2 separate regions of the Homo sapiens genome follow, and region 2 is linked to region 1. A link is a loop called in an ENCODE intact Hi-C map of the cell type or tissue named here. Cell type or tissue: gastrocnemius medialis. All regions are shown on one strand. Links, peaks and the distances in the headings refer to the core of each region. The heading gives the core; the rest is flanking DNA. Region 1 holds the start of TRAF2 (TNF receptor associated factor 2). Region 2 holds the start of PAXX (PAXX non-homologous end joining factor).

What was found. Hi-C counts contacts between places; a loop is a spot of excess contacts. Peaks named below come from ENCODE experiments on the same cell type or tissue, not always from the same donor. Only the 100,000 strongest peaks of a DNase experiment are listed, where the experiment ranks them.
Region 2: a loop joins it to region 1, with 10 times the contacts of the local background. A loop is called at or near these places in 6 of 110 quality-filtered maps.

The regions. Positions count from the first base shown.
Region 1 is chr9:136,878,696-136,893,460 of GRCh38, forward strand. TRAF2 (TNF receptor associated factor 2) reads left to right here and starts at 7,821. Exons shown (of 11, transcript NM_021138.4): 1 at 7,821-7,846. It overlaps MIR4479 (microRNA 4479), which reads left to right and starts at 8,038; the gene lies at 8,038-8,108. LOC105376326 (a long non-coding RNA gene) reads right to left here and starts at 7,559. Exons shown (of 3, transcript XR_930448.2): 1 at 7,403-7,559; 2 at 6,598-6,655; 3 at 6,085-6,439. RefSeq lists silencers at 2,064-2,113, 7,246-7,375, 7,596-8,405 and enhancers at 3,279-3,468, 3,519-3,648, 3,669-3,738, 3,769-4,208, 7,782-8,517 and 2 more. In gastrocnemius medialis, for the core only: no CTCF peak of the experiment used is centred there; DNase peaks (open chromatin) are centred at 4,056 and 7,696; H3K4me3 peaks cover 2,075 bases; H3K27ac peaks cover 1,846 bases.
Region 2 is chr9:136,983,578-136,996,437 of GRCh38, forward strand. PAXX (PAXX non-homologous end joining factor) reads left to right here and starts at 8,845. Exons shown (of 7, transcript NM_183241.3): 1 at 8,845-8,985; 2 at 9,063-9,123; 3 at 9,348-9,397; 4 at 9,476-9,666; 5 at 9,766-9,834; 6 at 10,003-10,087; 7 at 10,189-10,399. The coding sequence starts at 8,867. The coding sequence ends at 10,228. CLIC3 (chloride intracellular channel 3) reads right to left here. Exons shown (of 6, transcript NM_004669.3): 2 at 12,071-12,180; 3 at 11,865-11,990; 4 at 11,609-11,715; 5 at 11,353-11,528; 6 at 11,031-11,262. The coding sequence ends at 11,104. It overlaps LCNL1 (lipocalin like 1), which reads left to right. Exons shown (of 3, transcript NM_207510.4): 1 at 1-131; 2 at 913-986; 3 at 1,136-2,181. The coding sequence starts at 10. The coding sequence ends at 1,434. RefSeq lists enhancers at 754-1,311, 1,312-1,867, 9,038-9,580 and silencers at 6,660-6,954, 8,401-8,690, 8,701-9,080. In gastrocnemius medialis, for the core only: no CTCF peak of the experiment used is centred there; DNase peaks (open chromatin) are centred at 8,304, 8,754 and 9,113; H3K4me3 peaks cover 2,229 bases; H3K27ac peaks cover 1,680 bases; H3K27me3 peaks cover 1,120 bases.

The DNA of each region.
Region 1 (14,765 bases), core at 3,168-11,167:
TAAGACTCCATCTCTACTGCAAACTTAAAAAAAAAAAAAAAAACTTAGCTGAATGAGGTGGGGTTTGGTGGCTCACGTCTGTCATCCCAGCACTTAGGGAGGCTGAGGCGGGCAGATCACTTGAGGCCAGGAGTTTGAGACCAGCCTGGCCAACATGGTGAAAACCCGTCTCTACTAAAAATACAAAAAATTAGCCAGGCGTGATGGCTCACACCTGTAGTCCCAGCTACTCAGGAGGCTGAGGCTGGAGAATTGCTTGAACCTGGGAAGCAGAGGTTGCAGTGAGCCAAGATCATGCCACTGCACTCCAGCCTGGGCCACAGAGCGAGACTCTGTCTCAGAGGAAAAAAAAAAAAAATTTCCATTACTTTTTTTTTTTTTTTTTTGCAGGGACAGAATATCGCTCTGTCACCCAGACTGGAGTACAGTGGCACAGTAATAGCTCACAGCAGCCTTGAACTCCTGGGCTCAAGCCATCCTCCTGCCTCAGCCTTCCAAGCACCTGGGACTACAGGTGCATACCACTACATCTGGTTAGAAAACGTCCATTACAGCCGGGTGCCGTGGCTCATGCCTGTAATCTCAGCACTTTGGGAGGCCGAGGTGGGAGGATCAGTTGAGGTCAGGCGTTCGAGACCAGCCTGGCCAACATGGTGAAACCCTGTCTCTACTAAAAATACAAAAATTAGCCGGGCATGCTGGCATGTGCCTGTAATCCTGGGAGGCTGAGGCAGGAGAATCACTTAAACCCGGGAGACGGAGATTGCAGTGAGCTGAGATTGTGCCATTGCACTCCAGCCTGGGCGAAGAAGCGAGACTCCATCTCAAAAACAACAACAACAAAAAATGTCCATTACATTAACATATTTTTCCAAAAGCAAGGGGTAAAGGGTACTTATACCATCATATTAGTATTTATTTATTTATTTATTTATTTATTTTTGAAACAGAGTTTTGCTCGCCACCCAGGCTGGGGTGCTGTGGTGCGATCGTGGTTCACTGCAACCTCCGCCTCCTAGGTTCAAGTGACTCCTGTGCCTCAGCCTCCAGAGTAGCTGGGACTATAAGCGTGAGCCACCACACCTGGCTAATTTTTTGTATTTTTAGTAGAGATGGGTTTTCACCATGTTGGCCAGGCTGGTCTCAAACTCCTGGCCTCAAGTGATCCACCTGCCTCAGCCTCCCAAAGTGCTGGGATTACAGGCGTGAGCCGTGTCCAGCCGGTAATGGAAATTTTAATCCACCGCTTTTGTATTGTAAAGTTTATTTAGCGTATTTTTTTATTTTTGAGACAGGGTCTTGCTCTGTTGCCCAGGCTGGAGTGCAGTGGTGCACACACTGCAACCAGAGCTCACTGCAGCCTTGACCTCCCCAGGCTTAGGTGATCCTCTCACCTCAGCCTCCCTAGTAGCTTAGGCTACAGGTGCATACCACCATTCTGGGCTAATTTTTGTATTGTTTGTAGAGATGGGGTTTTGCCATGTTGCCCAGGCTGGTCTCAGATTCCCGGGCTCAAGTGATCCTCCTGCCTCAGCTGAGTAGCTGGGATGACAGTTGCGTGCCACCATGCCCGGCTAAATGTTGTATTTTTAGTAGAGACAGGATTTCACCATGTTGGTCAGGCTGGTCTTGAACTCCTGACCTCATGATCCGCCCGCCTTGGCCTCCCAAATTGCTGGGATGGCAGCAGCTTTTTTTTTTTTAACGGGCATGTTGTGCAGATGTGGTTCAGGAGAGTGAGCCAGTGGCCCAGGTCATCCCCAGGTTTCTCCGCCAGCAGTGACGCCCCACCCTGGGGAGCAACTTCCCTTAGGCCCAGCTAGCTGCAGAATGGGGGTAGTTGGAGGGAACCTAGAAGGACCTAAGCGCAGGGCCCTGGCAGGTGAGCACAGCATAGGGAGGTGCCAGGTGGAGAAGTGTGCAGGGAAGCAGGGAAGGATGGTGGAAACATGGCGGCCCAGGGGCAGAGGTTGCAGATGGTCGCAGTTGCCCTGGTCCCGGGACCAAGGGGCGAGAGCTAAAAAAGTGGGAGGCCCCACTGGGGAGGGTGGCGGTAGGGCTGGGAGAATGTGGCTGTGGCAGGGTGGGCGGGGACCTTCCAGCCACCTGGAGCATCCTGGGTGGAGGGTTGGGTGGCCTTGGCCAGATGGTCACAGTTGCTGGGACCAAGTGTGAGCACAGACCTCTAGAGTTTGTGGGTGTGAAGTGCAACCGTGGTGACTGGTCCTGGCGGGTGCTTAGGAGGCGGGGGCAGAGACATGGCTCACTCCAGCCTCAACCTCCTGGGCTCAAGCAATTCTCCCACCTCAGCCACTCAGGTAGCTGGGGCTACAGGCGTGCACCATCACGCCCGGCTATTTTTTTTTTTTTTTTGAGACAGAATTTGGCTCTTATTGCCCAGGCTGGAGTGCAATGGTGCAATCTCAGCCACAACCTCTGCCTCCCAGGGTCAAGTGATTCTCCTGCCTCAGCCTCCCAAGTAGCTAGGATTACAGGTGTGCACCACCACGCCGGGCTAATTTTTGTATTTTTAGTAGAAACGGGGTTTCTCCATGTTGGTCAGGTTGGTCTCGAACTCCCAACCTCAGGTGATCTGCCTGCCTCAGCCTCCCAAAGTGCTGGGATTACAGGCGTGAGCCACCACACCCGGCCTAATTTTTGCATTTTTTGGAGAGACGGAGGTTTCACTATATTGCCCAGGCTGGTCTTGAACTCCCGAGCTCAAGTGATCCAGCCTTGGCCTCCCAAAGTGCTGGGATTACAGGTGTGAATCTTCTATTACTTTCCTGTGTGTCCTTCCCAAGTTCACAGAAAACACAAGCTGACAGAAATCCATTCTTTCCCACGGTTGCTGGCACGGATGCTGCTGTGTGACAGCACAAGTTCATGTGCTTGAGGGTCTCCTGGCCACAGCCAGCCCCAGGCTTGCCCTGGACAGGCGGGCTTCAGATTCCCCCCAAGGTTCTATGCCATTGAGTTGGAGGACAAGAGCTTCCCCACTGTCCAGCGTTGAAGCAAACCTCCCTCCAGGTCCCACCCCTCCCCAGGCCTTTGTCCTTTTATCAGGGATTGCCCTGGGGGAGCCCCCCTGGGGAGCTGATGAGGAGGGAGCCTCTGTGCCCCGTGCACTGGCCTGAGGGGGTGAGGCCAGGGCTGGGGCTGCTGCAGGGGACTCTGGCCCGGAGCTGCGGCTGCCTTCCTGGAAACACTCCTGTCAGATGACTGCAGAGTGAGAGTGAAACCAGCTTCCCTCGGAGGCTGCAGCACAGGGCTGACATGCAAACGTCTGAAAAAGAGGCAAGCTCTCGGTGTGAGCAAGTGGACTGCGGCTATTTGAGGTGGGCACTTCCCCTGGGGACAGCACCAGGCACACAAGGGTCCCTTGTTCATGGTCCCGTGGGGGGCCCAGCTTGGACATTCTGCCTCCTGGCTCCATGTGCAAGCTGGGCTCTGTCGTCCCAAGACCTGAGTAAAAGGACATGAGGTGTGAGCCTTCAAGGGTGCCAACCACGCCCAAGGGAAGCCAAGCATCCACAGAGCCCTGCTGGGCACAGAGGGCAGACGCAGCCGCTGGATTTCAGATGCATCCACAGAGCCCTGCTGGGCACAGGGCAGATGCCAGTGGCATGGCGGCCCCTCACCTCCCGTGCTCTGCAGGCCCAGTAGGTAGCTGTGGGGTCCTCCCTGGCCAGGCCAGTGAGTGGCTGGCATCCACGGCAGCATCTGCTGTGGTCCATGGTCATGCCGCCCCTCCAGGGACACTGGCACCCTCGTCAGGACACGGAGCCCAGGACAGCAGCTGCATGTGTCCATCTCCAGGTTCCAACTGCTGCCCTCCTTCCTGCTCCTGCAACCCCCATCCTCAGGCAGTGAGAGGGTGCTGGGGCTTCTCCTGAGACTGCCCGGGGACATACCCTCCCCCTGCCCCTGCTGGAGGCCTGGGTGGCTGACTTTTGCTTTCTTTTCGGCAGGAAGGAGCCCACGTGGGAATCCCCTGAGCTGCGCCATGGCCAGAGTGAGTCACCCCTTTCCAGCCAGCAAACAAGGCGAGTCCCCAGGCCAAGGTGTCACAGCTTCCAAGCTGGTGGGCGGGGTGGGGAGGCCGCTTCCCAATCAGTGTGTGCCTCTGCCTCTCAGTCAGGCTGGTATCAACTTGCTATGCCTTACAGGCCTGTCATCACAATCAATATTATTAGACAGAGTCTTGCTCTGTCGTCCAGGATGGAGTGCAGTGGCGCAATCCTGGCTCACTGCAACCTCCGCCTCGCAGGTTCAAGCGATTTTCCTGCCTCAGCCTCCTGAGTAGTTGGGATTACAGGCACCTGCCATCATGTTCAGTTAATTTTTGTATTTTAGTAGAGACGGGGTTTCACCACCTTGGCCAGGCTGGTCTTGAACTCCTGATCTCAGGTGATCTGCCCACCTCAGCCTCCCAAAGTGCCGGGATTACAGGCGTGAGCCACCATGCCCAGCCAGTTTTTTTTTTACGTGTCTGTGCCAATCTTCTGGAAACAGAGCAGTATAAATTAAACAAAGGCATTTTCATGAGAGCAGCACTGGGGCAAGTACTCTGAGACTGGGCGGCACGGGGCAGTCATCCTGGTCACTACCTGCTCTCGAGGGCTGTGGGCATTTGCCAAGCTTGGGAAACCTTTTCTGGACTTGGGGTGGGGCTGAGGTGGTCTCAGACTCAGCCCTTCAACACTGTCATCATCCAGGACCAGTGAGGTGTGTCACCCCATGTTGGAGGCCACTGTCTGAAAGCTGTTAGAATGACTTTCCCGTTACCCTGAAGGAAGTAGAGTGTCCTAAAACAGGTGAACCCCTTCTTTTTTCTTTGAGATGGAGTCTTGCTCTGTCACCCAGGGTGGAATGCAGTGGCGTAATCTCGGCTCACTGCAACCTCTGCCTCCCAGGTTCAAGTGATTTTCCTGCCTCAGCCTCCTGAGTAATTGGGATTACAGGCATCTGCCACCATGCCCAGCTGATTTTTGTATTTTTAGTAGAGACAGGGTTTCACCACGTTGGCCAGGCTGGTCTTGAACCCCTGACCTCAGGTGATCCACCCACCTCAGCCTCCCAAAGTGCTGGGATTACAAACATGAGCCACTGTGCCGGGCCTTTTGTGTATTTTTTTTTTTTTTTGAGATGGATTCTTGCTCTGTCGCCAGGCTGGAGTGTAGTGGCGCAATCTCGGCTCACTGCAACCTACGCCTCCCGGGTTCAAGTGAATCTCCTGCCTACTCAGTCTCCTGAGTAGCTGTGAGTACAGGCGCGTACCACCATGCCCAGCTAATTTTTGTACTTTTAGTAGAGACAGGGTTTCAACATGTTGGCCAGAATGGTCTCGATCTCTTGACCTCATGATCTGCCCACCTCGGCCTCCCAAAGTGCTGGGGTGAGCCACCGCGCCCGGCCTTTTGTATTTTTTTAGTAGAGACGAGGTTTCACCATGTTGGCCAGTCTGGTCTCAAACTCCTGACCTCAGGTGATCTGCTCGCCTAGGCCTCCCAAAGTGCTGGGATTACAGGCATGAGCCGCCGTGCCTGGCTGTTTTTTCTTTTTTAAAAGAGACAGGGTCAGCCAGGCGCAGTGGCTCATGCCTGTAATCCTAGCACTTTGGGAGGCCGAGGCAGGCAATTGCCTGAGCTCAGGAGTTCGAGACCAGCCTGAGCAACACGGTGAAACCCCGTCTCTACTAAAATACAAAAAAAATTAGCCGGGCGTAGCGGTGTGCGCCGGTAGTCCCAGCTACTCCGGAGGCTTAGGCAGGAGAATTTCTTGAACCCGGGAGGCAGAGGTTGCAGTGAGCCGAGATCGCACCACTGCACTCCAGCCTGGGTGACAGAGCAAGACACCGTCTCAAAAAAGAAAAAAAAGAGACAGGGTCTCACTCTATAGCGCAGCCTGGAGTGCAGTGGTGCAACCACAGCTCACTGCAACCTCCACCTCCTGAGCTTCAGTCATCTTCCTGCCTCAGCCTTCCAAGCAGTTGGGACTACAGGTGTGCAGCACCACACCCAGCTAAATTTTTTTTCCTTTTTTTGGTAGAGATGGGGTTCCCCCATGCTGCCCATGCTGGTTTCGAACTCATGGGCTCAAGCGGTCCTCCTGCCTCAGCCTCCCAAAGTGCTGGGATTATAGGCATGAACTGCCACGTGAACCCTTTCTCATCCCGAGCTGGCTGCTGCAGACTCAGGACAGCTTTGAGCCTCCCAGGTGCAGCCAGGAGGAGACGCCTTCTTACGTTTGAGAGCTCAGTTAGTTCCTGGGCTTGAGCAACCTCACTGAGCCTGCAGGTGCGGACTTGGGACGTTTCCATGGCTGCTTGCAGCAAACTCAGGGGTGATGACGTTGATGGAATCCGATGGCTTCCTGAGTTCCATCTCAAGGCCTTGCTGTCCCAGGAATGTGGGTTTGGGGCGGAGGGGAATTCCAACTGCAAACCAAGTAACATATATGAAATGTGGCATTGGCGCCTGGGGACAGCGTGGCCTGTGTAAATTATGCAACTTCAAAGCCTGCCCTGTTTTGCAGTGTATTCCATCCTTGAGGAGTCCCGTGGTCTCAGGGTCTGAATGCTTGGAGGAGACTTACCTCCGTGAACGTTTCCTTCTCTGCAAAGCGGGGTGAAAGGTCTCCATTTCACCAAAGGCTGGATGGAGAGGGGGTGGTGTGTCCAGTGCTAGCCCGTGCACCGCCAGAGAGAACCTGCTGCAGCTCCCGTTCTCCTGGGCAGATGACAGTGCCGCCTCCCCCATGCAGCCCACAGGACTCCTAGGGCAGCCCCTGTTTTGGCCGCCAAGGCCACTGTTTTCATTTGAGTGTCTGGAGGCCATAGGTTGTGTTTTCACTTGAGGTCGGGAGTTCAAGACCAGCCTGGCCAACATGGTGAAACCTCGTCTCTATCAAAAATACAAACATTAGCCGGGCGTGATGGCGGGCGCCTGTAGTCCCAGCTACTCGGGAGGCTGAGGCAGGAGAATCGCTTGAACCCGGGAGGCGGAGGTTGCAGTGAGTCGAGATCGCGCCACTGAACTCCAGCCTGGGCGACAGAGTGAGCCTCCGTCTCAAAAAAAAAAATAAATAAAGTGCACAACCCAGTAGATTAGCACACCGGCCATGTCGGGCGGCCGTCACCACTGTCCGGTTGCAGAGCATTACCTCACCCCAAAAGGAGACCCCATAGCCTTAATACCTTACTTAAGTGTGCAGTATTCTTTTAGTCCTGTTTCTCATAAATGTTACCCAAATTGAGGCGCCGCTCTGCGCCCGGCACCGGGGGAGGCGGAGGGACCCGCAGGTGTCGGGTAGGTGCGGCCGCCCCGCCAGGGCCCCGCGTCCCGCGCGCGACGCGCGCCTCGTGGGAACCGGTGTCGCCCGGCTTGGGCTCCCGGCTCACCTCTCGGGTGTGCGGCAGGGGTCTCCGCCCCGGGGCCACGGGAGGGGAAGCAAGGGCCTCGCTGTCTCGCCGCACCTGGGGAAGGGACCCAATTAGCGCGGACCCCACAGCGCAGCACCTCACCAGCTCCCCGCACCAACGCCCCGGCGCGCTCTTTGAGGAAAAAGCAGAGGGCGACTTAGGTACCCACGCCGTCTCAGCGCCGACCAATCGGCGCACGCTGCGGCTCCTGCGGGCTCGCTGGTTGGCTCCGGCGTCAGTCCGTCAGGCGCGCTCGGAGCGGGGCGTATCTGGCCAATGGCTCTCGCTACAGCTTCCTGAGGGCTGGCTGGTTGGCTCCCATGTCCGTCCGTCAGGCGCACGCGGCGGAGCGGCGGCGGCGGCGGCGGCGTTGGGGGCGGTAGCTGGGCGGGCCCTTAGTTCCGGGCGCGCTGCGACCGTTGGGTGAGGCGAGCGCGGGGTCGGGTGCGGGGTCGGGCGCGGGCGCGGGGTCGGGTGCGGGGTCGGGCGCGGGGTCGGGCGCAGGCGCGGGCACCTCTCAGGGAGACTCCGGGCCGGAGCGGGAGCGGGGGCGGGAGAGGCCGCGGGGCGGGGGCGGGGCCAGCCCGAGGGGATTTCTCTGAGCCGCTGGGCCGGAAACCAAGTCCGAGCGTGGCTGGCGCGGGAAAGTTCGGGAACGCGCGCGGCCGTGCTCGGAGCAGCGCCAGGGCACGGTCCGGGGTTTTGCGCGGGGTCGCGGCTCCCAGTACCGCCTGAGGCCCGTGGGCGGCCCACCCGGCCCTGCCCCGTCCCGGGTCCGTCGCTCCCCCGCACCCTGTCGCCCCTCCACGCTCAGCTGTGGGCCCCTCGTGTCCCCGAAGCCCCGCACCCTCAGCCGGCTGCGTGCTCGGGAGGGTCAGGGGCGCCTCCGACCCCTGAGTTTGCCAGCGCCCCCCAGCCAGGGGTCGGGGAAGACCAGTGAGGCTGGGGGCGGAGCCGACTCTGCTGCCTTCCTGCCCAGTGGCTGGGGAGACCCAGGCTGAGCCTGGGTGAAAAGTCCCTCTGGCTGCTGGGAGGGTCGGGGGCAGCAAGGAGCCAGTGCGGGGATGGGCTGCGGTGGACCGGGCCGGGATCGGGGCCGGGGCCTGGTCCTGGCAGTAGCAGGGGATGTTTGTGGAAGGTAGAGCCGAGAAAAAGAGGAGTTGCAATGTCTGCAAGAATCTGGCGTGAGCAGCTGAAGGCTGGTGCTTCCTAGGCCAAGATGAAGGAGTCACAGCGCCCATGGCCTCTCGGGAGGCGGCCAGATGGGCAGCCTGGGGTCAGGGGAACGGTCAGGGCCAGAGCTGGGTATTTTGGAGTTGTCATTTTGAGGCCCCGAGGGCTGAGGGTCAGTGCAGAAGAGCACCAAGCCTCCACTCGGTGTAGGGCCGACAGGGGGTGGGGTGTCTGGCAGCCGGTGAAGACGGGGCTCGGAGGAGGAGGGAGTCTGGTCTGGGTCAAGTCAAGGGAAACTAGGACTGAGAACGGACCCTGCTCTGTGGCCACATGATTTTGAAGGGACGGAATTACTGCCCTGTAACTCAGTCTCTCTCCCTGTTAATAGCCCTAGTTTTTAATAAGAGGAACTGAATGTATTAATGGGTGGACACTTGTAAGGTTCAAGATCTCCTCTTCTACCACGCTTGCTTCTGATACTTTTGTATAAACAGTTGTTAAGAGTTTAGGTTGTTATCAAGCTTCTATTTGGTATTATTTTGAGCCTGAAAAAGATGGGGTTACATATAAAATTGTAATTTTATTTATTTATTTTTTGAGATAGTTTTGGTCTTGTTGCCCAGGCTGGAGTGCAGTGGCTCGATCTCGGCTCACTGCAGCCTCCGCCTCCTGGGTTCAAGCGATTTTTCTGCCTCAGCCTCCCGAGCAGCTGGGATTACAGGCGTGCACCACCACGCCCGGCTAATTTTTTGTATTTTTAGTAGAGATAGGGTTTCATCATGTTGGCCAGGCTGGTTTCAAACTCTTGACCTTAGGTGATCCACCCGCCTCGGCCTCCCAAAGTGCTAGGATTACAGGCATGAGCCACCGCGCCCGGCCATGAAATTACAGTTTTAAAGTTAACTTCTAGTATTTGGAGGGCCTCATATTCATGGCTGCATGCAGATCAGTGTTCCTGAATATTACTCAGATGAGCTTTTATAGAAGTGGGTTAGAATCAGGTGCCATTGACGCCTGTAGTCCCAGCTACTCCGGAGGCTGAGGCAGGAGAATGGCGTGAACCCGGGAGGCGGAGCTTGCAGTGAGCCGAGATCGCGCCACTGCACTCCAGCCTGGGTGACAGAGCGAGACTCCATCTCAAAAAGAATCGGGTGCCACCCAGTGAACTCTTACGTGGAGTCCAGTATTGTATGAAGCAGTTGTGTGCTGTTGGTGGAGACATGAATTGAGGTTTGAATCTCCAGCATTTGGGGCATCTTGGAGTCTGCTTGTGAGAAGGGCGAGGCCTGGGTTGAACCCAAGCGTTTGCGGCGACTAGGTGACCCCTGCAGCGGCCAGGTTGCACCCATATCTGATTTGATGTCATGGTTTGGGCAGTGTTTGACTTGTGTAACAATACAGCTTGTCCTTTTGAGAGTCACCGATGCCACCAAACCATGTTCACACACCAGAGTCAGGATGCCAGGTCTCAGCTGCCTGATGACTCCAGCTTAGTGAAGGCCTCTGATTTCTTGTGGGGGTGTCCCATTGTGAAGGGAACACACAGCTCGGCCCTACCAGCAACAAGGGTGCCAGATGCCCCCACTCTCCTGTGGAGGGGAGTCTCGCTCTGTCACCCGGCTGGAGTGCAGTGGCACGATCTCGGCTCACTGCAACCTCTGCCTCCTGGGTTCACGCTATTCTTCTGCCTCAGCCTCCCGAGTAGCTGGACTACAGGCACCCGCCACCACGCCCAGCTAATTTTTTGTATTTTTAATGGAGACGGGGTTTCACCATGTTAGCCAGGGTGGTCTCGATCTGATCTCGTGATCCGCCCACCTCGGCCTCCCAGAGTGCTGGGATTACAGGTGTGAGCCACCACTGAGGGGCTTTTTTACGTTAAAACTTGTTTGTTTGTTTTTCTTTTTTTGTTTGTGTGGTTTTTTCTGTTTTTTTTTTTTTTTTGAGACGGAGTCTCGCTCTGTCCCCCGGTGTGAGCCACCACGCCTGGCCTTTTTTTTTCTTTTTTTGAGACAGAGTTTCGCTCTTGTTGCCCAGGCTGGAGTGCAATGGTGCGATCTCGGCTCGCTGCAACCTCTGCCTCCCAGGTTCAAGTGATTCTCCTGCCTCATCCTCCAGAGTAGGTGGGATTACAGGCACCCACCATAATGCCCGGCTAATTTTTGTGTTTTTAATAGAGACAGGGTTTCTCCACTTTGGTGAGGCTGGTCTCGAACTCCTGACCTCAGGTGATCCACCTGCCTTGGCACTCCCAAAGTGCTGGGATTACAGGTATGAGCCACCTTGCCCGGCCTTAAAACCTGTTTTTGACATTTCTTTGCCATTTTAACTTTTTTGTTATTTTATTTTTATACCTGAGGTCTTGTTATGTTTCCCAGGCTGGTCTCGAACTCCTGGCCTGAAGTGATCCTCCAACCTCAGCCTCCCAAGTAGCTGGGATTACAGGTGCAAGCCACTGTGTCAGTTGGTCACCGCATGTGTGAGAGTTCCCCCCACACTTATTCAGTCGGTCACCACTTGTGTGAGAGTCGCCCCTGCATGCTCATTCAGTCGGTCACTACATTTGTGACAGTCATCCCCGCATGCTCATTCAGTCGGTCACCGCATGTGTGATAATCACCCCCGCATGCTTGTTCAGCTCGTCACCGCGTGTGTGAGAGTCCCCACCGCACGCTCGTTCAGCCGGTCACCGCGTGTGTGAGAGTCCCCACCGCACGCTCGTTCAGCCGGTCACCGCGTGTGTGAGTCCCCCCCGCACGCTCGTTCAGCCGGTCACCGCGTGTGTGAGTCCCCACCGCACGCTTGTTCAGCCGGTCACCGCGTGTGAGTCCCCACTGCACGCTCGTTCAGCCGGTCACCGTGTGTGTGAGAGTCCCCACCGCACGCTCGTTCAGTCGGTCACCGCATGTGTGAGAGTCCCCACCACACGCTCGTTCAGCTGGTCACCACGGGGGTGGCACTTTTGTTTTTAGCTGACTTAGCTGATAGAATTGGGAGTTTTAGAGTAAAACTGATCTGGAAGCCTGAAAAAACCAGCAGCACATTGTTCGTTTCCAGGTTGAATCGCTCCTAGCTGACCCCTCACGTCTCTTATGATACGTACAGAAAGCAAGAGCAGCCCATGCCGTCCGGCCGCGCACCAGGTCTCAGTCTGTGTGTCTGGTTCAGGTGACCATGGTGTTCAGTTCAGTTCCTCCTGCCTCGTGTGTAGGCCACTGAGAGCTCCCTAGTCTAAGCCGGAGGAGGTTCTGGTAAGTGCTAGGCACAGTGGAAGTCGGATTCCAACATGTGCGCAAATTGGGGCACTGTCAGAAGTGTGCTAAAATCTTGGTGTAGCACTTTTGAGCCTTCGTGGTGGTTTTCATTAGTTCTTAAAATGTATTTATGAATGAGATTCAAATAAAATGTTTAAGGAATCTCTAAGCACAAAGAACCCCAGAGTGTAGTGTGGGCATCAGTGGGACCTCAGGGTCCCCTGACCGGGCTGCCTGCCGTGTCCTGGCTGTCTGGGGTTGTGTTTTCATTTGGAAACAGGAATAATGATCCCCGACCTTCCAGCCGTGTCAGGATGTCACGATGGCCACGTGAGGCCGTGTCTGTGAGAAGCGTCTGCCGGTGGTGGAGGACGTGCACTTTGTTGTGAACCTCGGCTCACTGCAGCCTCCTCCTCCCCAGGCTCAGGTGATCCTCCCACCTCAGCCTCCTGAGTGGCTGGGACCACAGATGCGAGATCCTCCCACCTCGGCCTCCTGAGTAGCTGGGACCACAGATGCATGCCATCACACTTGGCCATTTTTTGTATTTTTAGATTTGTTTTTTTATGTGTGTTTTGTTTTTGAGACAGATGGTTGCTCTTGCTCAGGCTGGAGTGCAGTGGCATGATCTCAGCTCACTGCAACCTCCGCCTCTCAGGTTTGAGCGATTCTTCTGCCTCAGCCTCTGGAGTAGCTGGGCTTACAGGCTTGCACCACCATGCCTGGCTAATTTTTTGTATTTTTAGTGGAGACGGGGTCTCACCATGTTGGCCAGCCTGGTCTTGAACTCCTGACCTCATGATCCGCCCGCCTCGGCCTCCCAAAGTGCTGGGATTACAAGTGTGAGCCACCGCGCCCAGCCATTTTTTTGTGTTTTTGGTAGAGACAGGGTTTCATCATGTTCCCCAGGCTGGTCTTGAACTCCTGAGCTCAAGCAATCTGCCTACCTCGGCCTCCCAAAGTGCTGGGATTATAGGTGTGAGCCACCATGCCTGGCCCATTTTTGTGGTTCTTTTATGTCTGACAGGCATGCCTAGGGCAGGGAGGGCACACCTCTGTCTCCACCTTCAAGAGCGCATTTAGGAGGAATGTCGATATGAAAAGAATCAAGCTTTGTCTGAAAGATGCACCAGGACACTCTTCAGTGACATTGGGAAAAAAGAACGCTCACCCTGAATCTTTTTTTTTTTTTTGAGACGAAGTTTCGCTCTTTGTGCCCAAGCTGGAGAGCAGTGGTGCGATCTTGACTCTCTGCAACCTCTGCCTCCCAGGTTCAAGCGATTCTCCTGCCTCAGCCTCCCAAGTAGCTGGAATTACAGGCGTGAGCCACTGCACTCGGCTAATTTTGTGTTTTTAGTAGAAATGGGTTTCTCCATGTTGGTCAAGCTGGTCTCGATCACCACCTCAGGTGATCCACCCGCCTCAGCCTCCCAAAGTGCTGGGATTACAGGCATGAGCCACCGTGCCCGGCCCATTCTGAATCTGTCTACCCTAGCAAAACGATCCTTTATTTTACTTTCTTGCCCCATTCGTACACTGGCATGACTGCACTCATAGGGTTCTTCACATTTTATATCCTATTTAACATCTTATAATAAGTATAAAATAGGATTTTGTCCTAAAGAATGTGGTTTAAGGCCAGGCGCGGTGGCTCACGCCTGTAATCCCAGCACTTTGGGAGACCGAGGCGGGCAGATCACGAGGTCAGGAGATCGAGACCATCCTGGCTAACACGGTGAAACCCCGTCTCTACTAAAAAATACAAAAAATTAGCTGGGCATGGTGACTGGTGCCTGTAGTCCCAGCTACTTGGGAGGCTGAGGCAGGAGAATGGCGTGAACCTGGGCGGTGGAGGTTGCAGTGAGCCAAGATCGCGCCACTGCACTCCCGCCTGGGCGACAGAGCGAGACTCCGTCTCAAAAAAATAAATAAATAAAAAGAATGTGGCTTAAAAACCAATGATACTTAAAAATAGAAAATTTCTTTGTCCAAAGTGGATTAGAAGCCACTTTGTTCTAAAACCATTAAACCTTTTTAAACTGTTAGTGGCTCAGCCAGGCACAGTGGCTCATGCCTATAATCTCAGCACTTTGGGAGATTGAGGTGGGCAGATTATCTGAGGTCAGGAGTTCGAGACCAGCCTGGCCAACATGGTGAAACCCTGTCTCTACTAAAAATACAAAAATTAGCCAGGCGTGGTGACAGGCGTCTGTAATCCCAGCTACTCGGGAGGCTGAGGCAGGAGAATCGCTTGAACCTGGGAGGCGGAGGTTGCACCTTAGATCACACCGTTGCACTCCCGCCTGAGCGACAGAGCAAGACTCTGTCTCACATGAATAAATAAATAAACCATTAGTGGCTCATGAAATCAATGTAATAGCTTCTGACCAGAACAAAAGAAAGAAAATAGAACACTCAGAATGCCTCTTATGAAGACTAAGTGTAGTTCTGTGAACCTTTTAGTGACGTACATGTATGTAGCACGTCTCCACATGTCATGATGAATGTGCGCTGAGGGTGCAGTCCTGGTGAGCAGGCTACCACCTCAGTTTGCCACGGCTGGTATGCATCTGTGAGCTCCGGAACATCCACATAGCTCTGCCGCCCACAGGAGCAGGTGCACCCACCTTCGAGAAAGTGGGAGAAACAGGTGTGGCGTCCCCACCGAGGGACCTTGAGCACTGGGCAGGCAGAGCCCCAGCGTCCCTTCTGTTGGGTGGTTGGAGGAGTAAGTTTAGGTTATAAGCATGTTTTCTGAACTCTGAAGTGCCACACGAATGTAAGGTCTCACTAAATTACAGATTCAGAAGCTGGGATTGAAAGCACACCACTGCTGGCTTTGGGGGGCAGACAGGTGACTGACAGTCTCGTCACAGTTTCTCAAGAGTCAGCCCTATTCAGGTCAGTGAGCGCAG
Region 2 (12,860 bases), core at 4,861-12,860, 110 kb after region 1:
ACCTGGTACATGGTCGGGGTGGTGTCAGATGACCAGGACTTCCTGGACTCCAAGGACACCATGAAGATGGCTGTGGTCTTAGTGACCCCCTTGGGGAATGGTGACCTGGCCCTCAAGTTTGGATACCCCACGTAAGTGACCACACGAGCCCATCAGACTCAGCCTCAGAGGATGGCCAGCATGAGGCCACATGAAGGTCCAGAGGGACCATGGTGTCCCCAGCACATTGAGGTCAGACCACGGGTCCTCGACGGCTCTGTGCGGCAGAGCCCCAGATGGCAGCCACACGGAGTCCAGAGGGACCCAGGCCCTGGAGGAAGCACTGCCTGAGGCCTGGTGTTGAGAAAAGTGTCTGCATGTCTGTGTCTGTGTGTGTATCACTGTATGTGGCTGTGTCTCTGTGTATGTGTGTCTATTTCTGCATGTGTGTGTGTCTGTGTGTGCGTGTGTATGCATGTGTGTCTTTGTAGATGTGTACCTCTGAGTGTGTATGTGTGTATCACTGTATGCGTCTGTGTGTCTGTGTGTCTGTGTATCTGTGTCTGGCTGTGTGTGTCTATCTCTGTGTGTGTCTTGTGTGCGTGTCTATGTGTGTGTCTGTCAGTGTGTCTGTGTCTGTGTCTATCTCCGTGTGTGTGCATGTGTGTATGTGTGTGTCTTCTGTGTGTCTGTGTCTGGAAGGGGGACCTGGAGGCCCTGCATTCTAGGCTGTGTGCCTGTGAACAGGTACTTAATACCCACCCCACCCCCAGCAGGAGTGTCCCCACCTCTAAGGTCATCCTAAAGTCCCATGTCCTCTAAGGATTGTGAGGGTGAACAGGGGACCCTGGGCTCAGAGACAGCAAGGTAGGCTCTAGGCCTGGGCGCTGGGCAGGGGTGGCCACTCAGGGGATTGGGGCTCTTTCTCCCCAGGCCCCATGGCGGGTGCCAGAAAATGGACACGACCTTCACCGAGGGTGCTGTACCGGGGCAGTTCAGCAACCCAGGTGAGGTGGGGCAGCAGGCAGGGCTGTGGCGTGGGGGCCCTGGAGGCTGCATGGACTGCTGGATTGGCACCTGGGGCCGGGGCGTGAGGGGTGCCACGCTCGGGGGGGAGGTGCCCTGGGCCTGGGGTCAGCGGCTCTCGCTCCTCCAGCCATGGCCCTGAGTGACATCCGAGTGGCCTTCTCCGACTACCAGCACTTTGCCTTGCTGTACTTGGAGATGCGGAAAGGGGGCCTGCGGAACCAGTGGCTGCAGCTCTACGGTGGGCGGGCTGCGGGGCGGAGACCCAGACACCCCCGCTTCGGGTCTGGGATGTCACCCCTGTGCCTGCACCAGCCCTTTCTGCACGCGGAAGGTGGAACCGCTGGCTCCTGGTGTCTGTGGCCGCGGGTCCCGGCCCCTCCCTGCCCCTCTCTCCCTCTCTTCGCCCCTCCAGCCCCTTCCCTTTAGCTTACCCGCCCTCCCCACCTTCAGCTCGAGCGCCCGAGCTGTTTCCCGAAGGCGCCCAGAAGATGCAGCTACTGGCGCCCCAAGTGGGCCTGAGCCCCAGCCAGGGCGTCCTGCTGCCGAAGTCGGGTGAGCGGTGCCGGCAGCCCTGCTGGGAGGGCCAGGCCCCGGGTCACACCCCTGCTGGAAGGGCCAGGCCCTGGTCACTCCACTGATCTCAGATTCGGGACAGAAGTGCCCGGGGCAGACCCAGCCTGTCTGGGTCGGGGGAGGGCGAGACGTTGCCCAGGCCGGTGTTCCCAGGAGGAGATCGCCTTGGGGCAGGTCGGGGGCCTCCGTCCCAGGGAAGGGGGCGCGGGGTGGCGCCTCAGGCTCGATCTCTCTGCAGACCAGTGTGCGGGCGCGCTCTCCCGGGTGAGTAGACCATGGCCATGCGGAGCCGCGGACCATGGGCCCTCCCAGCTCGGTGGGCTGCACCGCGGGGCCCTCTACCTTCGGGGCAGCTAGGGACGACAGCGGGGGTGATGGGGCACCCGGGCGGATCCGAGCCGCAGCAGCCTGGGGAACCGCGGGGCTGCGCGTCGGGAGGGGGCGGAGGCAGGGGACGCCGCCCACCTGCTCCTTGTTTTGCAGTGAGGGGTCCAGCCCCTGAGTGCCCGCAGGGGTCAGCTGCTCCGTGCGCCCAGCCCTGCCCAAAGAGCCCCCTCCCTCCACACCCTGGCCCCAAGCGCAATAAACACCCTGAATGCCTGTGGCGCTGTGCGTTTCTTGGGGGCAGGGAGGGGTGGCGGGGGGGCGGCCAGGTACATGGGCGCCCTGGGGGAGGGGCCGGGTCACCCCCTGTTGCCCCTCTGGGTAGGCGTTAGCCCAGGAGGGACCGAGCCTCGGCTCCGTGGCAGGGAGGTTCCTCAGGACGGGCCCCAGCCCCAGCTCTGGGACTTTTCTACCTCCGCACGGACCCAGACCCCCAGACTGGGGGCGCCGGGAGGGCGGGACACGGACACCACGCGGCGCGCGCCCCAGGCTTCAGCGGACACCGCCGCGCGACGTGGCCTTCCGGGTCCTCCCAAGCGGCTGCCCCAGTCAGTGTCGGCGGCTTCCATCCCCAGGCGCCCCTCCGGGTCCCCCAGCTCCCCAGCCCCTGACTCCTGGCTCCAGGACCCGCCCCAGAGGCCTGGCTGTTCCGGAGACCAACGAAGCGCTCCCAACTCTGACCCAGGGCCTGTCCACGGAGAGTGGAGGGCGAGGAGGACAGGAGGAGCCGCATAAAACTCTGCCCTGCCTGGAGTCTATGTAGGACAGTGTTGTCTTTTACAGACAAGTCTCGAAGAATTTGAAGGAAAATAGCCTACTAGCTGTAATGTACCTAGTTCAGCAAAATAATAATAAAAATACTGGTTGCAAATCTGTGAATATTTGGATAGTGTTTAATCTGGGTGATGGGTCTACGGGGTGCAGTATGCTCTGATTTCTCCTTCTCAGTTGGTCAGAGTTTTGTTTGTTTGTTTTTTTGAGATGGAGTCTCGCTCTGTCGCCCAAGCTGGAGTGCAGTGGTGCGATCTCGGCTCACTGCAAGCTCCACCTGCCAGGTTCAAGTGATTCTTCTGCCTCAGCCTCCCAAGTAGCTGGGATTACAGGTGATCGCCACCACGCCCTGCTAATTTTTGTATTTTTAGTAGAGACAGGTTTTGCCATGTTGGCCAGGCTGGTCTCAAACTCCTGACCTCAAGCGATCCACCCACCTTGGCCTCCCAAAGTGCTGGGATTACGGGCGTGAGCCACTGGGCCCAGCCCAGAAAATTTGTTATTAAAAAACACCACTCGGGCCGGGCCCAGCACTTTGGGAAGCTGAGGCGGGCGGATCATGAGGTCAGGATATCGAGACCATCCTGGCTGACACGGTGAAACCCCGTCTCTACTAAAAATACAAAAAATCAGCCGGGTGTGGTGGCGGGCGCCTGTAGTCCCAGCTACTCGGGAGGCTGAGGCAGGAGAATGGCGTGAACCTGGGAGACGGAGCTTGCAGTGAGCCAAGATTGTGCCACTGCACTCCAGCCTGGGCCACAGAGCGAGACTCTGCCTCAGAAAAAAAACAAAACAAAACAAAAAAACACCACTCGGCGGAGCACAGTGGCTCTGCATCCCCCCTGCATTCCCAGGAAGATTCCGAGCCGGGAAATGCAGGTTGCCCTCCACAGCCTCAGGGATGCCCTTTCCTTCCTTCCAGGGTGGGGCAGCCTCTGGGGGTGGCTGTGGGTCCAGCTGTGGTCAGCCCCCAATCCCTTGCAGACGCATCGAGTCCCTCACCTCCCACGCTCAGCCCTTTCTCCACCTAGAAGCCCAGGGGATGGATTCACAAGATGTGTCAGATCAGGCCCCCCTGCTCAGCACCCCACAGTGGGTCCCATTGCACTGAGAGTAAAGGCCTAAGTCTTTTTTTTTGGAACGAAGTTTCGCTCTTGTTGCTCAGGCTGGAGTGCAGTGGCGCGATCTTGGCTCACTGCAACCTCTGCCTCCCGGGTTCAAGCGATTCTCCTGCCTCAGCCTCCTGAGTAGCTGGGATTATAGGTGCCCGCCACCACGCCCAGCTAATTTTTGTATATTTAGTAGAGACGGGGTTTCACCATGTTGACCAGGTTGGTCTTGAACTTCTGACCTCAGGTGATCCACCCACCTCGGCCTCCCAAAGTGCTGGGATTACAGCCGTGAACCGCCATGCCCGGCCTCAGGCCTAAGTCTTGATGGTGGCCAACAAGGTCTTCTCTTTTAGGCTTTCCTTTGACCCACCATCCACTCCCCTCCCTCCGTCCTGCTGCCAGCCCCTCACGTGTCTCAGGGCCTTTGCCCAGGTCACCCCTGCCTGGACTGCCCTTCTCCCAGTGCCACTCAGTGCACTCACTCCCGTCTCTGAAGTCTTGCTCAAATACCTCCCTTGGTTGTTGACCTCTGCTACCCCAAAACTTGACTGGCCCCCACTCCCCTAGAGCTCGTTCTCCGGACCTTTTGCTCCTCTTTTTGGCCCAGCTTCCAGGTGCTCTATGCCTTGGGAAAGGTCAGCCCTTTCCCTCCCCTGTTCTGCCTCCATCACCGACTTCAAGTGTGTGCGTGGGGACTTTGTAATCCCTCTCCTTCTGCTTGCAAAGCTCCACTAACCTTATATCTCATACACTGTATTAATGTATCCTACATTAAAGAAAATTGCTCCCATGGCTGGGTGCAGTGGCTCATGCCTGTAATCTCAGAGCTTTGAGAGGCCGAGGCAGGCGGATCACCTGAGGTAGGAGGTCGGGAGTTCGAGACCAGCCTGACCAACATGGAGAAACCCTGTCTCTACTAAAAAATACAAAAATTAGCCAGGTGTGGTGGTGGGCATCTGTAGTCCCAGCTACTCGGGAGGCTGAGGCAGGAGAATCGCTTGAACCTGGAAGGCAGAGGTTGCGGTGAGCCGAGATCGCACCACTGCACTCCAGCCTGGGCGACAGAGCGAAACTCCGTCTCAAAAAAAAAAAAAAAAAAAAAGTATAAAAAAGTATCTCAGAGAAGGACGTGGTGGAAGCCAGTGGAAAAGCTGCTGCCAGTAGATGAAGCTGGCCCGATGTGAGCCACGAAACAGAACATGACACCAGGGTGTGAGCCAAAGTGTAAAATAAACACCTGAGGTCCACACGGACCCAGCCTGAGGCTAGTTAAATGAAGGTTTTGCAGTTTTCTCGTCATGTTTTGGAACTAATCTTTGTTTCTGGTCTTGTGTCAGTTCCTACAGCTGCCACAAATTATCACAAACTTGTAGCTTGAAGCCAGAGTTCAAAATCAGTTTAATAGGGTCGAGGTATCAGCCGGGCTGTGCTCCCTCCGAGGGCTCTAGGGGAGAAACCTTCCTTGCCTCTTCTAGCTTCTTTGTCTTCTTTTTTTGTTGTTGTTGAGACAGAGTCTTGCTCTGATGTCCAGGCCAGAGTACTATGGCGCGATCAGATCACTGAAGCCTTGAACTCCTGGGCTCAAGCAGTCCTCCTGCCTCAGCCTCCTAAGTAGCTGGGACTACAGGCATGCATCGCTATGCCTGGCTAATGTTTTCTTTTTAGAGATGGGTCTTGCTGTCTTGCTCAGGCTGGCCTTGAACTCCTGGCCTCAAGCAGTCCTCCCACTCTGAACTCCCAAAGCACTGGGATTGCAGGCATGAGCCACTGGGCCTGGCCTCTTCTGGTGGGATACCCTACCTTGTTTCCACCTGAGTGACCCTCTCCTGGCAGAGAGAGAGCCGGACACACTCCATTTTAGTTTCTTCACCTGCGGCCCCCTTTCACCTTCCTCCCTGAAGGCATAGCTAGTGTAAACTGACTCAAAGCACGTCCAGGAATGCACCTACTGATAAGACATTGAGGCAAGCTGCACCAGCAGCTCCTGGGGACACGCGTGGTGGATGGCACCCAAAACCCCTGCATTTATCTCTTTGTGATAGTTTAAGCCTCTGCACCTGGAACTGTTTATTTTTTGTAACTGCATTTGTAACCAATTAATTTTTTTAACTTTTTGCCAGTTCTGCTTCCGTAAAAATTGCTTCAGCTAAAATCCCCCCTCCCCTATTTAGACCACGGTATAAAAACAAAACTAGCCCCTTCCTCGGGGCCGAGAGAATTTTGAGCGTTAGCTGCCTCTCAGTCGCGGCTAATAACGGACTCTTTAATTTGTCTCAAAGTGTGGCGTTTCTGTATAACTCGCTTGGTCACAACACTGGCTTCTGATAGCAGCCTGTAATCCTTGGCTTGTGGGCTGCATCGCTCCAGTTCCTCCCTCCATGCCATGCTGCCTTCTTTTCTGTCTCAAAGCTTCCTCTGCCTCACTTTTAAAAGGCCCTTGAGATGGCACTGAGGGCCTCCCTGGGCAATCCAGGATAATCACCCCATCTCAAGGGAATATCTGCAAACACTCCTTTCTTTTCTTTCCTTTTTTTGGGGGGAAGGGGAGACAGGATCTCACTCTGTTGCCCAGGCTGGAATGCAGTGCCCAGCATCTTCCATAGACAATAGCATTCACAGGTCCCAGGGATTAGGGCCTGATATCTGGGGCCTGCTACAGCCAGCATCTCAGAGTTCACATGACAAAGAAGAGGCCCCCCAGTCCTCTCCAAATCTGCCCCACCCCAGTCATCTTGGGGATGAATCTCCCCTTTCCACTCTTCCCAAATGCCAGGGCCATCCTTGATTGTTCTTTGTCTCCTCCTCCCTCCACCTCCAGTCCGAGCCCATGGTCCACCCCTCTCCTCTGCAGCCCCCGTCCTCTCTCCTCACAGCACAGAATACGGACTTCACACACATAAGTCAGACGTGCCACTTCCCATCCACCCCTGCTTAAACCTCCAACAGCCACCACCCCCCATTCATTCATTCACAATGTTTATTCAGTGTCTGTATGTGCCAGCCATTGTGTAAGCGCTGAAGAGACGGATACACTGGCAGGTAAAACAGACAGAAATCCCTGCCCTCATGGACCTCCTGGGGTGATGGACAATAAGCAGGGTAAATAAGTGTATTGGTGGTCACTTACTGCAGAGTGACAGGTTACCCCAAATGCAGCTGCTTAACCAGCAGGCATGCATTATCTCCCAGTGTCAGCCAGGCAGGACTCTGGGCCTTTGACACAAAGTTTCAGGAGGCTGTGGTCAAGCTGCCGGCCGATGATGTGGTCTCATGGGAAGGCTCAGCTGGGGCGTCAGCTTCCCGGTTCCCTTGCTGGCCATGGTCATCCCCTTAGGGCTGCCTCATGTCACACCCAGCAATTCAAGAGCAATTTTGTCCTATTCTAGTTGCCAGAAGCAAGTCATTAATAAAGTCCAGCCCAAGGGGAGGGGAGTGCAGAAAAGTCTAAACCCAGGAGGGTATAACAGGGAGCTAGCTGCCAGAATAAAGCAAGCCAAAGTGTACTTTCTACAGTGAGAAGTGTGAAAAATAGGGAAATGACAGGAGAGAGGGATGTGAGAGCTGGGCAGCATGCTGCAATGTCAGAACAACACCAGGGAAGGTCTCACTAAAGTGACTTTTGAGTAAAGACCTGAAGGAAGCATGTGAGTCTGGGGAAAGGATGTGCCAGGCAGAAACAGCAGCATGTGCAGAGGCCCAGGGGGCAGGAGCCAGGACTGGGAGTGAACTGGGAAGCAGGAGGAGGTGAGGCAGGCTTGCTGTGGGAGCACTCCGATATGGAAGCGTAGCTTACAGACCCACTGGCCCTCCCCACAGCACCATGCTGCCAACCTGGCCTTCTTGCCGAGCCTTGAACAGAACCATTATTTATGTGGCCAGGCCTCCGCCTGGGATCTCCCTGTCCCTGGTGGGAGCCATCCTCTTCCTCCTGCCCTCATAGCACCCGCTGCAGTTTCTCCTGGCGCTTGGCCCTGCCTGAGAGTGTGGTGTCTCTCCTATTGGATCCTAGAAGCTCCAGGGAGTCAGAGACCTTGTCTGTTGATCGATATCCAGGCCTAGGACAACAGGCACGTAGGAGGAGCTGGAGGAATACCATGCGCGGGACAGAGAGCGCAGAAGCCTTCTTCCCTGGAGATCGCTCTGTACTGTGACTTCTTTTTTTGTTTGTTTGAGACAGAGTCTCGCTCTGTTGCCCAGGCTGGAATGCAGTGGCGCGATCTCGGCTCACTGCAACCTCCACCTCCCTGGTTCAAGCAATTCCCCTGCCTCACAGGCGTGCGCCACCACACCTGGCTAATTTTTTTGTATTTTTAGTAGAGACGGGGTTTCACCATGTTGGCCAGACTGGTCTCGAACTCCTGACCTCAGGCAATCTGCCCGCCTCGGCCTCCCAAAGTGCTGGGATTACAGGCGTGAGTCACCTTGCCGGACCAACCGTAACTTCTTACGATTAGAGTTAGGAAGCTTCCGGTTTGTGTGTGAAGACGATGGAAGGGCGGGGCTCCAGGATGTATCCGCAGAGCCACGGAGGGAACCTGGACTCGGCTGGACTTGGAGCCGGGGCGGGGGCGGGAGGGGGCGAGGTTCGAGTGGGGCTGCTCGCGGGCGCGAGGGCCAGAGCCCGGGATCGCGCCGTGGAGCCCACGACCGGCGAGGCCAGCGCTGGGGGCAGGGCCTCTGGATCCCTGACCCAGGACGCCCTGCTCCGGCCCGCCCCGCGCACTAAACTCGGCCTCTAGTCGCCTGAAGCCCGCGCGGGTACCGGGTCCGCGCGGCCCGGCCTGTGCCTTTAGCCCCGCCCCGAATCCCCCCACCCTCATAACCCCGCCCCTAACCCCGCCTCCACACACAGACCCCGCCCCCAACCAGACTCCGCCCCGCGCAAGCTCCCTAAGCCCGCGACTGGCCTGCACCCGGCTCCGGAAGTCGTTCTTCCGCGCAGGAGCCCTGAGCCCGCACAGCCCCGCCCCTCCCGGCGCCCAAGCCCCGCCCCGCCGGGTTCCCGCTCGCCCGGCGCCATGGATCCGCTGTCGCCGCCGCTCTGCACGCTGCCGCCGGGCCCCGAGCCGCCCCGCTTCGTGTGCTACTGCGAAGGGGAGGAAAGCGGGGAGGGGGACCGCGGCGGCTTCAACCTCTAGTGAGTGGGGGTCCGCGGGGAGGTAGGGGTGCAGGGAGCTCCGCGGGCGGCCCCGCCTGACAGGCCTTCTCCCCCAGCGTGACCGACGCCGCGGAGCTTTGGAGCACCTGCTTCACGCCGGACAGCCTGGCGGCCCTCGTGGGTAACTGGGCGGGTCTGGGAGCCGCCACACCCCTCCTTGCAGTGCAGATCGTCTATGGGGCGACAGACATCTGGGATTCCCCAGAAGGCTCTGACACCCTCTGCCCGCCCTGTAGCTGTAGTCCTCCCATTGGCTAGGGCTCTGGGGTCGGGCAGGTTTCGGGTGCCCCCAGTGGGCCTCGGGTTCCAGGCAGCTCGTGACAAGCCCCTGTGCTCTCTAGAAAGCCCGTTTTGGCCTGAGTGCGGCTGAGGACATCACCCCCCGGTTCAGGTGAGACCCAAGCAGGGAGGAAGGACGGGTGGGGAGGAGGAGGGTCTGCCACAGCTCTCCGCACCTCTCCTCTCCCAGGGCAGCCTGTGAGCAGCAAGCTGTGGCTCTGACTCTGCAGGAGGACAGAGCATCCCTGACGCTTTCAGGGGGGCCCTCGGCACTGGCCTTTGACCTCTCCAAGGTACCAGGCCCAGAGGCAGCCCCCAGGCTGCGGGCGCTGACACTGGGCCTGGCAAAACGCGTGTGGAGCCTGGAGCGGCGACTGGCAGGTAGGATTGGGGGTGGGCACCTCATACCTTCACTGGGGTCCCCTGCTCTTGCCCCCACTCCTGGCACTGAGTGGGGTTCCCATGGGCTTTCCTCCCCAGCTGCAGAAGAGACAGCTGTCAGCCCGAGGAAGAGCCCCCGGCCTGCAGGGCCTCAGCTCTTCTTACCAGGTAAGGCATGTCCGCCTGTGACTCAAGTAGGGCTGTGCTCTTTAACCTGGAACTCAGTTTCCCCCCAAACAAGACTCACGCTCCAGAGAGAATGCCTATCTATTCGGAGAAGGTTGTGGTTGGGATGCTGCCAGGTTCAGGAGCTGCCCCTGTCCTGTTTTCCCCCAGACCCAGATCCCCAGAGAGGTGGCCCTGGACCTGGAGTCAGGAGGCGGTGTCCAGGAGAGTCGCTCATCAACCCCGGGTTCAAGAGGTACCCTCCCACAGCCCCCTTCCTGCGCCCAGGGTCCAATCCTGGACCCCACCCCTTTCTCCACACCATAGTGCCATAGTGACACCCCTCTTCCCTCCCAGTAAGAAACCAGCTGGTGGCGTGGACTTCGATGAGACCTGAAGGTGCAGCACAAGCGTGGCCCCGCGGGGAGTCCGCCTATGAGGGGAGAGGCAGTCTTTGAGGCCCCCATCAGAGACCCCCCGCCACCACCTCCACCTGCCTGTCCTGGGCCAGGACTAACACGGCTCCTCAAATTCCTTCCCTGTCAAATAAACAGCTCCCTTGGTTGGAGGCTCTGGTGGGGCTCTGACTCCTGGCACTGGCCTGGGAAGGGATCAGGGAACACCCCTGGGCCTGTGTTCTGGGTGTAGGGCCACAGGATGTGAACAGATGCTGCAGCCTCTCAGCTCCCTGGAGACTTCCTTGCTGGGCCGGAGGGAGGTGAGCACTCTCAGACCGTCCAGCTATTCCAGCCCTGCCAGCCCAGGAGCTGAGAGGGGCCCAGCCAGGCAGGGCCAGGGCTCCCCAAGGCTTAGAACTTTGTTCCCACCCTCCCAGGCCGCACCCAGGTAGGGCACGGAGCCCCGTGGGAGGATGCAGACAGAAGTCCCGTGTAGACCCTGAGACACTGGAAGTGCCCTGCGGGGAGGGGAGCGCCTGCCCCGGGACAGGATTGAGGAATGTGCCAGCCCCCATCCACCTGGGGCACCCCGCCCCACCCCGGCCTGACTGGTTTGGGAGCCCAGTCCGGTCCTGGAGATCCCTGAGGCCACCGGTTGCAGGAGGCCTGGAGTCTGCGCCTTCTTAGCGTGGAGGATGGGACCGGCCCGACCCCCGGCGCTCCTGCCCCTGTGGTTCTGGGCTATCGGGCTGAGCGTCCCACCCTGGGGTTTGGGGATGGGAAGTGATCCCGAGACCTCTGGCCCTTCAGATGTCAGGACACCCTCACTCCCGACAAAGATGCCTTTATTGGGCGACAGACGCGGGGTGGGGCGCTAGCGGGGGTGCACGGCGGGCCGGTAGGCCGCCAGGATCTCGGCGCTGTGCGGACACGTGTATTTGAACTCTTTCTCCTGCATCGCGCTGTCCAGGTAGCGGCGTACGCCGCGCAGCTCCGCGGGGATGGGCGCCTGGCGGAAGTGCGCGCACACCGTCTGCGGGCAGGATCGCGGGGCGCGGTCAGGACCTGCCGTCCCCCAGGCGCGCCGCGGTCACCCTCCCGCCCGCCCACCTTCCGTGCTCACGTCGACGATGTGCAGCTTGGGCAGGAGGCTGCAGTCGGCCAGCGTGAGCCTGTCGCCGTCCAGGAAGCGGCGGCGGGACTCGCGCAGCTGCGGCTCCCCCGCCAGCTCGTGCTCCAGGGGCGCGCGCAGGTAGCTGTCCAGCCTGGCGAGGGCGCGCAGCAGCTGCTGGTACAGGGCTAGGGGGCAGGCGGCGCGGTGAGGACCAGGCCCAGGGCGCCCTCCCGCCTGGGCACCCGACCCCCTGACCCCGCTTCACCTTCGTCCTGCGCGGGCACCGGGTTCTTGATGAACGCGGAGAACTTGTGGAAAACGTCGTTGCCGGCGGTGTTGGACTCCCTGTAACGAGGCGCCAGGCTGGGGAAGCTGCGGGATGAGGGGGTGGGACTCCATTAGACTGGGGGCAGCCCCGTCCCGGCCCCACAGTACCCCCACAGCGCCTTCCTGGGCTCTGTCTTGCGCGCGTCCTCCCTGGGCCCCCCTCTTTTCCCCTCCCACCCTGCCGGGGCTCTCACTCGGGCGGCCCCAGCGTCTCCTCCAGAAAGTCCTCGATCTGCAGCGTGTCTGTCTTGGCGTCGCTGTCATAGAGCAGGATGGGCAGCTGCGAGCCGGGGGCGAAGTCCTTCAGCACGTCCGGGGACCTGCGGGCAGCAGCGGGGTGGGAGGAGGCCGGCCCACCAGTGTGCGAGGCCAGGCGGGGGTCCACAGGATGGGGCCTCACCTGCGCGTGTCCACCGTGGTGAGGGTGAAAGGTACGCCCTTGAGGAGCAGGACCATGAAGAGCCGCTGGCAGGAGGGGCAGTGACCCACGCTCTCCCCGTCCTCACTCGCCTGGGTGGGTGGAGCGGGGGTGGGGGGTCAGGGCTGGAAGCAGACCCAGGCATCCTGCCGCCAGGCTGGGCGGGACCCGCCTCCCACTGCCAGTGGGATTGGAGGGACGCCAGGGCTCCAGCTTGGTCGGCGCGACTTCCAAGTGCCCAGTGAGGGCCCTTGACTTGGTCCCCAGAACGTGGGGAGGGGGGCAGAGCTGCTGGGAGCCTTGAGGCCTGGGGCAGGCTTGGCCCCTGGAATCTTGTCAGAGCCTGGACAGAGGCCAGGCCCCTGGGCTCAGTCCCCAAAAGCTGGTTGCAGGGGTGGGGTGGGCCTCACAAGCTGTTTTCTGAGTGATTCACACATGAGACTGGGCACTGTGGCCAACAGCACATCAGTCCCCCACCCCAGTCCCCGACCTGAGAGCTGATGGGGCTGCCTGGCCCAGCACCCCCCATCCTGGAACACCGACCGTAAGCTCCACTGTTGGCAGCCTGCTTGGTACCTCCCCACCAAGGAGCTCTCCTCCAGAAGACTGGGCTGGGCCCAGGAGCCAAGGCTGGGAGCAGGACCAGGGCCACTGACCCCTCTCTGGGTGACTCGCTGGGTCCCACTTTACTCAGCCTCTGTAGGGCTGCCTGAGTCCCCCTAGCCACCCACAGGAAGGGGCTCAGACATTACTGGGAGGCCCACCCCACAGC